Linked DNA regions of Homo sapiens: region 1 is linked to region 2. The links are chromatin contacts, found by Hi-C or POLR2A ChIA-PET in ENCODE. All regions are on one chromosome and are shown on one strand. Each heading gives the region's core, a stretch centred on a gene start or an enhancer-like site at or near the end of the contact. The rest is flanking DNA. Distances are from core to core; before and after follow the strand shown.

Region 1 (6,426 bases), core at 2,136-4,635, 3.8 Mb before region 2:
TGATCTCAGGAGTTTGAGACTAGCCTTGGCAATGTGATGAAACACTGTCTCTACAAAAAATACAAAAATTAGCCAGGCATGGTGGTACACACCTGCAGTCCCAGCTACTCAGGAGGCTGAGGTGGCAGGATCGCTTGTGTCTGGGAGATGGAGGTTGCAGTGAGCCAGGATCATGCCACTGCATTCCAACCCAGGTGACAGAGCTAGTTCCTGTCAAAACAAAACAAAACAAAACAAAACAAAACAAAACCACTGTTTATAGAGAAATACTGAACTAACTTTCTCTCTTAAAGTAGGTCCTTACAAGTCCAAACACCCACTTCTTCTGCAATAGTCCCTGGGACTAGGGGGTTGAATAGTTTAATTTTCTGGACACAGGTCTTGTGAATGCAGCTTCTTCTGATTTTCATCTTCTCTTAGGTCTGAAGATGAGGCTTCAGTTGCTGTTAATGTTTAAGATTTAGTAGGAGTTGGTGACCTTTTTCGACCCAGGAGTGAAAGCCCTGTAACTTGGTAACACAAAAACGTTAAAAGAATTACAGAAAGTTATGTAGATATAATAACCTTTTTTAATCTCAGTTTTTCTAAGCAAATAAAAACCTAGTAATAATTACACAGGAATTATTTTGATAAAATGTACAGTATGTTTTTACCTTTTTCCTAAATAACCTTTGAATTAGATAAAACTATTTTCCTTTTAATAATAACACTTTTTCTTTGGAAAAATGTTTGCCTACAGTACTTTTGTAAAGTTGAGAATGACCCAGACATTTAATGACTACCTATTATTTCATAAAATATAACTCTAAGATTTTTTTTTTTTGACGGAGTCTCAGTCTGCCTAGGCTGGAGGACGGTGGCACGATCTGAGCTCACTGCAACCTCTGCCTCCGAGTTCAAGAGATTCTCCTGCCTCAGCCTCCTGAGTAGCTGGGATTGCAGGCATGCATCATCACCGGCTAATTTTTGTATTTTTAGTAGAGATGGGGTTTCACCACTTGGGCCAGGCTGGTCTCCAACTCCTGACCTCAAGTGATCTGCCCATGCTGGCCTCCCAAAGTGGTGGCTCACACAGTAATATCACAGTCTTCTGAATTCAAAATAGGCCGAGGCTGGAGCTCAGGCACCACCTCTGCGGAATCTCAAGCAGGCTTCACATAGCCAAGAAAATGTTGCTCCATCGCTTAATTAAGCCTCAGAGCAGGAGGACATAAGCGTTTGCGCTGATTGACGAGATGAAGCAGAACCTTTAGCACTACCATCAGCCTGGGTATTTATGCTCTCCGGAGCTCGTGGGCAGAGGGCACCCAGATATTATGAAACTCAATAGTAACGAATGCACGAAAATTAGTAGACAAATGAAAACCGGTAAAATTCTAGAGAGCACATAGAAACAAAACAAATCGTAATTCCGACAGAAAAACAGCGAGAAAAGAAGTCGAAATGAAACGGATACTAAGCAAACCTTACAGAGAACGAGCGCTACAAAACGCAGGGATTAAAGAGTTCTTCAGGGGCCAAAAACCATCTGTGTCCGGGAAATGAGCATTGCTGCCACCGGAAAACTGTCCGCTAGGTCTCTGCACTGCTCTGGACCTCGCTAGCAAGAATCTGGCGGCGCTGAGACTCAGCAAGCGCCGGCACCTAGCGGATAGCGCTGGTATTGCCAAACAAATATCCGTTTAGGCGCCATAACGGTGCTGCTAGAAAGAAACTGCGGATTCTTAGGAGGGGTGCTTCCATCCCGAAACATACTGTCTGGAGGAATGGACCGACTCTGTTTAAATGTGTTGTGACGTTTTAATGTGTTTTAATCCGTTTAATGTGTTTAATCCGTTTAATGTGTTTTAACACGTTTTAATGTGTTGTGACAGGAAAAGAGCCGGCTAACGGTATTACGGAAGTACTAGTTGGCACAGAGGCTCGGTGCAATTACCGTTCTGCACCGTAAAACGGGTTTAGGAAGTTCCTAGGAGATACTAGCGGTGCCAGAACCGAGAAAGTGACGACACAGACAACTTATGGACTCCGCGTACGGGAAACGTTCCGTTGGGCGCTAAGAACGGTGCAGCAACTGAAAAACCGCTCAGTGGGCGCTACTGGCAAAAGCGTTGCTGCAAAACCGCCAGCTCCGCATTAGAAGCAGAGCCGCCAGACAGAACCCGGGACCTGAAACCACCGAAGCGGAGACCGAGCTTGGCTCCCCAGCTCCTGAGAGAATGCAAGTCAAGGAGTACGAAGCTGTGATACTCAAAATTAGTAGAAGAAAAATGAATAACATTTAAATAAGATAAAATTTTAAAATAATAAATTCTAAAATTCAAATAAAAAGGCAAAGCAAACACACTGGAAACTACCGGTAGCATTGTTCTCAGAGCAAAAGACACAAAAAGAGCATTTAAAAATAAGCAAAAATTAGAGAGAACCAACCCTACAAAGCAGAAATTACAAGTATTGCCAAAAGAAGCAATTCTGTGATTAGGATATCCCTGTTAGATCTAAACCGGTACATGTTACACCTAAGTCTACATTTCTTAGGACAAAAACAAAAACAAACAACAACAACAACAAGAAACCAACAAAACCCAGTCATGGTTAAACCTGTTTACGACTAAAAAATCGTAGTAGCTGATATATCCCGACTTGGTCCACAAGAGGAAAAAGTCGCGTTCGGCGGAAATTGCTATCGTCAAACCGAGCTTCGTAAACCAGAAATCGCTTTTGCCGGCATTTCCTGACTTCCATGGGAGTTTAAAAAACACCAACATAGCTAAGGCGGGACTTGATGTTGCGCAGCTAGCCTTGGTGTAAGAGCTCCCAGGCACTGCTAAACTGGTCATCGCTAAACCTAAATGAATCGCATTCGCTGGTACACAGATTTCTACAGGAGTTGAACATCTCCTGCGCAGCTAAAGCAAGCCGTACTAGTAGGAAGCCGGAACTTGCCACGACTTAGAAACTTGAGGCTTTGGGAGGCCAAGGCGGGTGGATCATCTGAGGTCGGGAGTTTGAGACCAGTCTGGCTAATGTGGCAAAACCCCGTCTCTACTAAAAATACAAAAATTAGCCGGGTGTGGTGGCGGGCGCCTATAATCCCAGCTATTTGGGAGGCTGAGGCAGGAGAATCACTTGAACCCGGGAGGTGGAGGTTGCAGTGAGCCGAGATCGCCGAGATGGCGCCACTGCATTCTAGCCTGGACGAAAGAAACTCTGTCTCAAAAAAAAAAAAAAAAAAAAAAAAAAAAAGAAAAAGAAAAAAGAAACTTGAGGCAGGGCTAACTCTGCGTTTGTTATGATTAGGCTACAGGAAACCCGGAGTTGCTGGGAAATGAGTCACAGGGTCACTCAGCCTTTCTGTGGCGAAACATCGACTTCCTACGACCTAGAAATCGCCGCCAGGGCTAGGCTGGTGTTTGTCCTAAGTGGGTACTTGCTTGGGTTGAGAAATCACATTTTGGCTATTCCCCGACTTGAACCAGGGGATAGAAATCGTAGTCACCGGCTGGGCGCAGCGGCTCATGCTGTAATCCTGGCAGTTTGGGAGGCCGAGGCGGGCAGATTATTGAGGTTAGGAGTTCGAGACCAGCCTGGTCAATATGATGAAACACCGCCTCTAGTAAAAATACAAAAATTATCCGGGCGTGGTGGCGAGCGCCTGTAATCCCAGCTACTCAGGAGGCTGAGGCAGTAGAATCCCTTGAACCTGGGGTGCGGAGGTTGCAGTGAGCCAAGATCGCGCCACTGCACTCCAGGCTGGGCGACACGGCGAGACTCTGTCTCAAAACAAAACAAAAGGAAAAGAAGAGAAAAGAAAAAGAAACGCAGGCACCCTGAAATCGAAACTTGTTAGGACCAACAAGCCAACGACAGACGAATCTGCGGGGTCCTGCGACAGACACGCCAGCCCCGCCGCCACAGCACAGGGTTCTGGAGGTCGAGCTGTTCTGCGGGTTCTGCGGCGGCGCTGGGAAGAGACGGCGCCCGGGCAGCTCCCCTGTCACCGGCTTGGAGGAGCGGCGGGCTCCCCTAGCCCAGCGCCGCCGCCGCCGCCCGGGAACGCCAGGCTCACCCCAGCTGGGGAAGCTCCGAATCCCTCAGATCGGCGACCTGAGTGCTGTCGCCCCGAGAAAATGGAGGCATCGAGCAACGAGCTGTGCTGAGACCGAGAGACCTCAGTTCTGCGAAATGTCGGTGCCTGGAGCTTGCGAATGACTGCGGCCGGCGGGTTGTCAAGGACAACATTCCTTATGGCGCAACCAACAGCGCTGTCACCAAGAAACTGGACTCTGAGAAAAAAGAGGGTTTCGGCCACCGAGAAACTCCGTGCCACATGTGCCGTGACAGCAAAACCGCCCGCTCCGCGCCGCTGGTGAAAGAGCTAACGAACGCCAGGTGCTGCGACAGTGACACCGGGACTAGAAGGCCTCGGATGGAGAATGGGACGCCCAGAGCAAGCAGGAAAACGTTTTGTTTGGCTCAACTAGCGCTGTCGCAACCGGAAAACTGTCAGGCCAGTGCTGCTGCGGATGTGAGAAACCGGTGATCCGAAGGCGGAGTGGCGCTGGGCGCTGGACTCGCTGGTGTGAAAATCTGGCTGCTCTAGGACCCGGCAAGCGCGGGCACCAGGCGAACGCCAGCGACTTTGCCAGACAAATGCATGTCTTTTTTGGTCGCCATTCAAAGATGCAGCCGGCAGTCAGCCCCGGCTCTGAGAAACAAGTGGAGGTGTCAGCCATAAACCCTCCGTTCAGGGAAAAGAGAGTCGCTGCGACGGATCGACTGGCCGTTGGGTGGAACTTTCTTTGGTGGCCTAGTGACTAGAAAATAAAAACGAAAACGAAATAAAAAACTGCTACTGACATTACTCCCACGCTCCCTCCTCAAGTCAGTGGCTTCAGGCTTAAGAAAACCTGTATTTTTCTTGGCTGATCCGTGATCCCTAATTACTGAGGGCCCCGCGACCCACCAAGTGCGATTCGCAGAGGGAAAGGAGCTGGAATAAGGATCCAGAATGGGACGGATTTGGCTCCTCCAGGAAGAAAGCAAAACAAATGCAGGTCGCGAACACTTTACATTGCAGGAAGCTGCTCTTCCAGTGGCCGCGGCTGGGTCCTTCCACACCACCTCTCTGTCCTAGGCCTTCGTCCCGGTTCAGCCCTCACGGATTCTAGGCTAGCGGTCAACAACCGCATCCCTCCGGAACCTGGAAACTCTAGGTCCGAGATCTCGGTGAAGAATGAAAGGCACAGCGCCGCTCAACCCAGGCTTCAGGCCTGCCCCGCTGGTCCCGTCCCTTCCCTGTGGGATGGAACTCTGTGGGAATCGCTCCTTATTCTGATGGTTCACTCATTCAGATGTCCTTGATATTTGGGGATATTTCTAAAACAGCTGGGGAGAAAAATGGACTGCGAGGCTCCGGTGTTGGACGTGAAATTGGCAGTGAGACATCCGCCTCTAAGCCCAGGGAAAAGCTTAAATTGTGGTTCTCTGTCTCTAGCACCGTGATCTTTGAAATGCGTTATTGATTTTCTTCTTTCTTCTGGGAAATGCAATGCAGGTGAACTTGTAAGTGTTGAATCCTCCCTCTCCTCACTGTTCAATCAGACTGAGGCCTACTTCCTTTCTGATAAGAAATATGGAACTGCCATTGCTCAGTAGGAAAATGTCCTTTCTACAAGCATTCATATTTCAATAAAAATCTGCACTTTGTGAGTTGAGCCCCCTCAAAGAGACCTACAGACCCTGCCATGAGCATCTCCATCCACACTCATCATTTCCCATTTTCACCACTTCTGCTCCTGTGCAAACCAGTACTATCCTTTTCTGGGGGATCCTAGGCAGAAGCGATGGCAGGACAAAGGCAGAGAAGGCACTGCCAGGTAAGGAAATCTATTTTGCCCTTGCAATTCTGTCTCCCAAGGGATTTGCCTCAATATCTCCCTCCCACCATACCCCTTCTTCAGCTAGCCAAAACCTTCCCTGCTATTTGAGGCTCCTCCAATTGCCTCCTGGTCCTGTGGTTGCAAGAATAAAGGAAAAACTACACTGTTCTCACCCACATAGTTACAGACACTATGAAATAGAAGAGCAGTCTGGAGTCATTGCAAAGCAAAATACCTACCATCAGTTCTCTCTTCCTATTTCTTTTTTTTTTCTTTTGAGACAGAGTCTTGCTCTGTCACCAGGCTCGAGTGCAGTGGCGCGATCTCGGCTCAGTGCAACCTCTGCCTCCCGTGTTCAAGGATTCTCCTGCCTCAGCCTCCTGAGTAGCTGGGGCTACAGGAGCGTGCCACAACGCCCAGCTGATTTTTGTATTTTTAGTAGAGACGGGGTTTCACCATGTTGACCAGGATGGTCCCGATCTCTTTACCTCGTGATCTGCTCGCCTTGGCCTCCCAAAGTGCTGGGATTACAGGTGTGAGCCAC
Region 2 (5,954 bases), core at 2,438-4,937:
GCACCCCTGGCTGGCTGGGCTGGTGAGTCTCCCCAAAGATCCCTGAGAGGAGCACAGCAGGGTGGGTTGGACCACACAGCAAGTGCTGCTTTAAAAAAACTTCCCCCAGGGTGATCCTACCACACAATGTGCTTCTCATCATTTCCCCATCGTCATCGCAATGAAAACCACTCAAAATATTTTTATTTACCCTATCAGTCAAAAAAAAAGTAGTCAGTGAGAGTTGTGTTTATATTTCTCAAATGGATTTTTTATTATTTTATTCATATTAGATGTTTGACATTGATCCACTGTTACATTTAATTTAAATTTATAATTCTTCAAACACCTTTTTTAACATTCTTATTGAATTTTTAATTATGGTAAAATATACATAATATAAAATGTGCCATTTTAACCATTTTTAAGGGTAAAATGTGGCATTACATACATTCGCATTGTTGCGCAAACATTGCCACTATTGATTTCAGGAACGTTTTCTTCTTTCCCAACTGTAACTCTATATCCATTAAACATTAATTGCCTGTTCCCTCCTCCCTCCAGCCCCTGGCAACCACCATTCTACTTTCTGCCTTTATGAATTTGACTACTCTAGGTACATCATATAAGTGAAATCACACAATATTTTTTTTTTGACACAGAATCTCGCTCTGTTGCCCAGACTGGAGTGCAGTGGTGCGATCTTGGCTCACTGCAACCTCCGCCTCCCAGGTTCAGGTGATTATCCTGCCTCAGCCTCCCAAGTAACCTGGGATTACAGGCTTGCACCATCATGCCTGGCTAATTTTTGTATTTTTAGTAGAGATGGGTTTTCACCATGTTGGCCAGGCTGGTCCCAAACTCCTGACCTCAAGTGATCTGCCTGCCTTGGCATCCCAAAATGCTGGGATTACAGGCATGAGCCACAGCACCCAGCCAATACTTGTTGTTTCGTGACTGGCTTATTTCACTTGGCGTAATGTCTTCAAGGTTTCTCCTTGAATGTCAGAATTTCCTTCCTTTTTAAGACTGAATAACATTCCATTGTATTATAAACCTCATTTTGTTTATCCCTCTATCTGTCAACAGACACTTGGTTTGCTTCCACCTTTTGGTATTGTAAATTATGCTACTATAAACATGGGATCTACCCATATCTGCTCAAGTCCCTGCTTTCAGTTCTTTTGGGTATACACCAGAAGTGGAATTGTTGGATCATTTGGTCATTCTATGCTTAATTTTTTGAATAACCACCATACTGTTTTCTATAGCAGCTGTACCATTTTATGTTCCCACCAGCAGTGCACAAGCATTCAATTTCCCCAAATCCTGTCCAACACTCGTTATTTTCTGCTTTTTTTAAATTATAGCCATTCAAATGGATGTGAAGTAGTATCTCATTTTGGTTTACATTTTTAACTAAAAGAAAATTCTGTCTAGAAATAATAGATGACTCTCTCTGTGGTACTTTCTTTTGAAAACCATTTAGTATGTAGAAAAGCATAACACAGGAAAGGGTTTTGGTGTGTTTCATTTTTTGTTGTTCTTTGAACTAACGAAAGATGTTAACACTTTTTTCACTTTTTCATTCAGACGAAGTTGTTATATATAAATGCATTGTTATCAATCTGATTTTTGCCATGGGACTTCCCAAATTATAACTTCTTTCTCCCGTAGTATCTGTTTATGCCCCTCTTCAACCACCCCTGGTAATAAGTTTGAGGCTGCAGCCAAATGAACGATAATCACCATCTCAGGCAGACAATGAATGAACCAGAATGGTGTCCTGGGCCCCTAAACTACCAGTTAGATGGTTCATGTAACCAACTCTAAGGGGCAGCTGTTTGGAGCCAGGGTTGGGCTAAAAAAGCCCTAATATAGTCATCTACCTAAACACCTCACCCCCACACCAACACACACACAGAGACTAAATGTTTTTTCAAACAAACGGAATTGTTTGTCTTCTCTTAGTTGTTTCCCCTTTCAGATTGCCCACGATGTTGCAAAGTCAATCAGGATGTTTTGGCCTTGAGCCCTATAAACCCCATGCCTTGCTCTGTTTCCTTGCTCATCTCAGATCTGCCAGGATCACAACCATAAGTAGGACAAATGTTATCACATCCCTTGCAATGACAAGGGATTCTTGGACAGGAGGTCAATTTCTAGAGTTAGGTGGAAAACATTTTGGATTAGAATAAGAAACTGCTAAAAAGTTTTGTGTGTGAGCTGAGAACTTAAACTAGTAACTATATGACAAAGACAATGAAAACTCTGGTTCCTATGGCATATAGGGTGAGCACAGAATTTAGAATCAGAACCTGGGTTTGGTTCTCATCCTACCACTTGCTAAAGCTTAGGTGACTCAGTTTAAGGTTATATATTAATAACACTAAAAACTAATTGGGCTTTGGGAGGATCAAATGAGATATTATATGTGAAATGTTATTTTAAAATGTGATTATTAGTTTAATAATGAAATTAGGAATGGGTATAAACTACTAAACTCTAGAATTTCTTGATAATTATATGAGTATATGTAGAGTTGGGTTTTTTTTTTTTTTGGCAGGGGGCGTGTAAAGGTGATTTGTTCGCCAAGAAAAGCACTTTTAGTAAAGCACAGATGTTAATCTAGATCATGGAAAAGTGCCACACACTAGATTTAGCACATAAGCAAGGAGTCTCTAGAACACTCAGAAGAAAATGAATGAATCCATGAATGAATGGACAAGTGAGAGCCCAGAGCAGCTGAAGCCATGAAGTGCTTTGGAAAGAGAAGCGTGCCTGGGAAAAGAGAGTGGCTGAGTGCTAAGAGCAGGGTGAACACCATGGAAAACTTGAAATTGAAAACATCACAATTTTAATGAGAAAAAGCGCAACCCAAAGTGAAGAGCACCATTATAACAAAGGTGAGAAAAGATGCTCATCTTATGACAGAGTCTTGTTTCTGTGCAGTTATCAGAAAAAGTGAGCTAAGAGGTGTGATGTGCTTATATTGTTTAATCCTGATTACTAAATACCAAATGCGTTTTCTTCAAAGCTCTAAAGGAGAAGAAATGGAATGGGAACAAGGGGGAGGGTTGAGGGCAGGGAGGATATCCCACATTGTCATATTCCTTAGAGTAAGGTTTCAAAATATTATCTATTTCTCTTTGTGGAATCTTCCATAGCTTTCCATTTCTAATGTATAGCTTTCACTTTCCTCAAATCGAACTCTGGATCTCTCATTGACTAGAAGCTGCCACATGCCTTTTTTTATTTTTTATTTTTTATTTTTTTGAGACAAGGTCTTGCTCTGTCACCCAGGCTAGAGTACAGTGGTGCATTCATGGCTCACTGCAGCCTTGACCTCCCGGGCTCAAGCAATCATCCCACCCCAGCCTCCAGAGTAGCTAGGACTACAGGCACTCACCACTGTGCCTGGCTAATATTGCATATTCTTTTGTAGAAATGAGGTCTTGCTTTGTTGCCCAGGCTAGCCTCAATCACCTGGCCTCAAGCAATCCTCCTGCCTCAGCTTCTCCAATTGCTGGGATTACAGGCCTGAGCCACCCATTGTGCCCAGCTGCTGCCACCTGTCTTGGTTAGCTCGTTGAGTTCTTCCTCTTCTTAGCAGTTTTCACACAGATCTTTTCACATGCTGGGAAGGAAGTCTCTAGAAAACCCCACAGATAGCCTCATTCCTCCACCCCCACTTCACTCCATGTAGACAATAAGCTTTCAGTTTCTAACATCATGTTGAGTGTAGAAAAGAAATTTACCACCCAGGAGCGTGTGTCTGTGTCTGTCTATGTTTTCGTGTTTGTTGGGAGTGACACGAAGGCTGAGGGAAAAAATAAAGCATAACATTTCTATTTTTCGCTTGACAAACAGTATCTTTCCCAGACATCAAAGATTTTTATTTCAGACTTCAAATGTCCTTAGCAAAATAAAGTTTTTGTTGGGGTGTACATGAAAATAGAACAACCATAAGAAATAGGCCGGGCGCAGTGGCTCACGCTTATAATCCCAGCACTTTGGGAGGCCGAGGCAGGCGGATCAAGAGGTCAGGAGATCTAAACCACGGTGAAACCCTGTCTCTGCTAAAAATACAAAAAATTAGCCAGGCGTGGTGGCGGGCGCCTGTAGTTCCAGCTACTCGGAGAGGCTGAGGCAGGAGAATGGCGTGAACCTGGGAGGCGGAGCTTGCAGTGGGCCGAGATCGCGCCACTGCACTGCAGCCTGGGCGACAGAGCGAGACTCCGTCTCAAAAAAAAAAAAAAAAGAAAAGAAAAGAAAAAGAAATAGTAGCTGAAATTTAGGTCTCTCTTTGAGGTTGGAGGAACAGAAAAAATGAAAGAACTTATATTGTATTATGAAGTGTACATCAACTATTAGCCTAAGAACCAAATAAGCCACTAATAAGATATCTATGAAAACATTTTTCAATTATCTACAAGTTCGTTAGTCAAAATGTAAATTCCTGAAAAACTGTTTTCTAATTTGGTATTTTCAGGTCATGCAGGCTGAGTGAATTATCCTAAACAAATGTAAGTTAAATTTGCTATAAAAAATTGTAAAATAGAATAAGAAAAATAAGTGGTTTTAGGACCATTTGTTGTTCTGTACTATCTACATCTCACTCTATATTCTCTACATCCTATCGCCATTCTATCCACATCAAGAACTCAAAAACATATAGCAAAACAAACCTCAGAAACACATAGAAACTCATATATATTTATATGTATGTATTTATACTAGAGACAGGCTCTCGCCACGTTGCTTAGGATGAACTCAAACCCTTGGGCTCAAGCGGTCTTCCCACATCAGCCTCCTGAGTAGCTAGGACCACAGGAATGCACTATCATGCCTGGCTAGAAAGTCGTATTTAACTTCCTTATCCATTTATGCTTAAGCCCTCAGAGGCCATGGCAAAGTCAAAACTATTTGTACAGGAGCTATTTTGTAGGATAACCAGGAAAAGAACATTGAAGGTTCGAATTTGTAGAATGATGATGATTGTCCCGCTCCTGATTCTAAAAACAGGGGGTACACAAAAATCCAACTGATGCACATGCCTTATAGAGAATACAAGGCGCCAGCATTTGGGAGGTGGACCATCACCATCAAAGCTTTACTACTTGCTAGGCTATCTTGCTTCTTCTGCTCTAATTCACTCTGGAAGAGAGAACACAGTAGAAACAGGAGAAGGATCCGGATCATCAGTGCTCGGAATAACACCAGACCAGGAGATAATGCACAGCGATATCTGTGGTGGTTTTTCTGCCAAGGTCCGAGGGGACCTGGCGGGGCACACACACCACCCAGAAAGTCCCCATTTAAGTCAGGTGTTTCCTTCCACATGACACCTCACAATGCAAGGCCATAGCAGACAGGGCATCGCTGGGGTTGTTGCAGTTCCACCTCCACCTTCACAAGTTACTGAAAAACATACAGGGGTTGTCACAATCAGGGCTACCACCGCTGCTTCCGCCACCAGGTCCTCCTACCCATGCCTTCGCCCAGAGCCTGCAGCAAAGGGCTCCCGCCCCAAGAACTTAATTTGCGGCGAGAGTCAAGTTCCCACATCCTGTTGAAGAGGGGCCTGGTGCTCTCTCCAGCCTCCGAGGCTCAGCCCACTGGAATGCATCACAGCCCATTTGCAATGAAATAGATATTCAATTGGCAAGTGCTTAAATCACAACTGCAGGTCAACAAAGGAGCTAAGAAAATCATCTCCTCCACTCCCATCTGTATGACCAATCAAGGTGAAATTTAAGTAAACGCAGTCCATCAGCCAGTACGTTCAATGCATATTATGGAAAGAGATGCGCCAGGATCAGGGATGTGTCTGCTTGTTTGCCGGGGAGGGAATTGCTGTTGAGGAGGAAAAATAAAACCAGGTTCCTGCTTTTACATCTCCTTAGGGAAACAGAGAACACACATGTAAATTATAATTCATTAAGAATCTAAATAGGCCGGGTGCGGTGGCTCAC

The links. A loop is a pair of places that touch in the nucleus more often than their neighbours do. ChIA-PET counts read pairs that join two places held with the same protein, here RNA polymerase II (POLR2A). Pooled maps may share reads with other maps.
Region 1: a pooled map shows a loop between it and region 2 (5-fold over the local background). The contact joins the promoter of FLJ32255 here to the enhancer-like site in region 2. A Hi-C loop is called at or near these places in 1 of 168 maps with a recorded cell type or tissue (naive thymus-derived CD4-positive, alpha-beta T cell) and 6 of 50 pooled maps. POLR2A ChIA-PET finds 5 or more read pairs at or near these places in 2 of 52 experiments (CD4-positive, alpha-beta memory T cell and activated naive CD4-positive, alpha-beta T cell).

Annotation. Positions count from the first base shown.
Region 1 is chr5:42,990,292-42,996,717 of GRCh38, reverse strand. It overlaps FLJ32255 (a long non-coding RNA gene), which reads left to right and starts at 3,385. Exons shown (of 2, transcript NR_104643.1): 1 at 3,385-5,879. LOC105374746 (a long non-coding RNA gene) reads right to left here and starts at 4,443. Exons shown (of 3, transcript XR_007058755.1): 1 at 1,471-4,443; 2 at 1-509. RefSeq lists enhancers at 3,217-3,511, 3,781-3,910, 4,211-4,420, 4,761-4,910.
Region 2 is chr5:39,209,609-39,215,562 of GRCh38, reverse strand. All of the region lies in intron 1 of FYB1 (FYN binding protein 1), which reads left to right. Among named protein-coding and RNA genes, the nearest start is that of FYB1, 7.0 kb to the left of the region's middle. Within about 2 kb of position 3,687, at least 4 of the 41 ENCODE cell types and tissues checked have a DNase peak (open chromatin) inside an H3K27ac peak, as active enhancers do.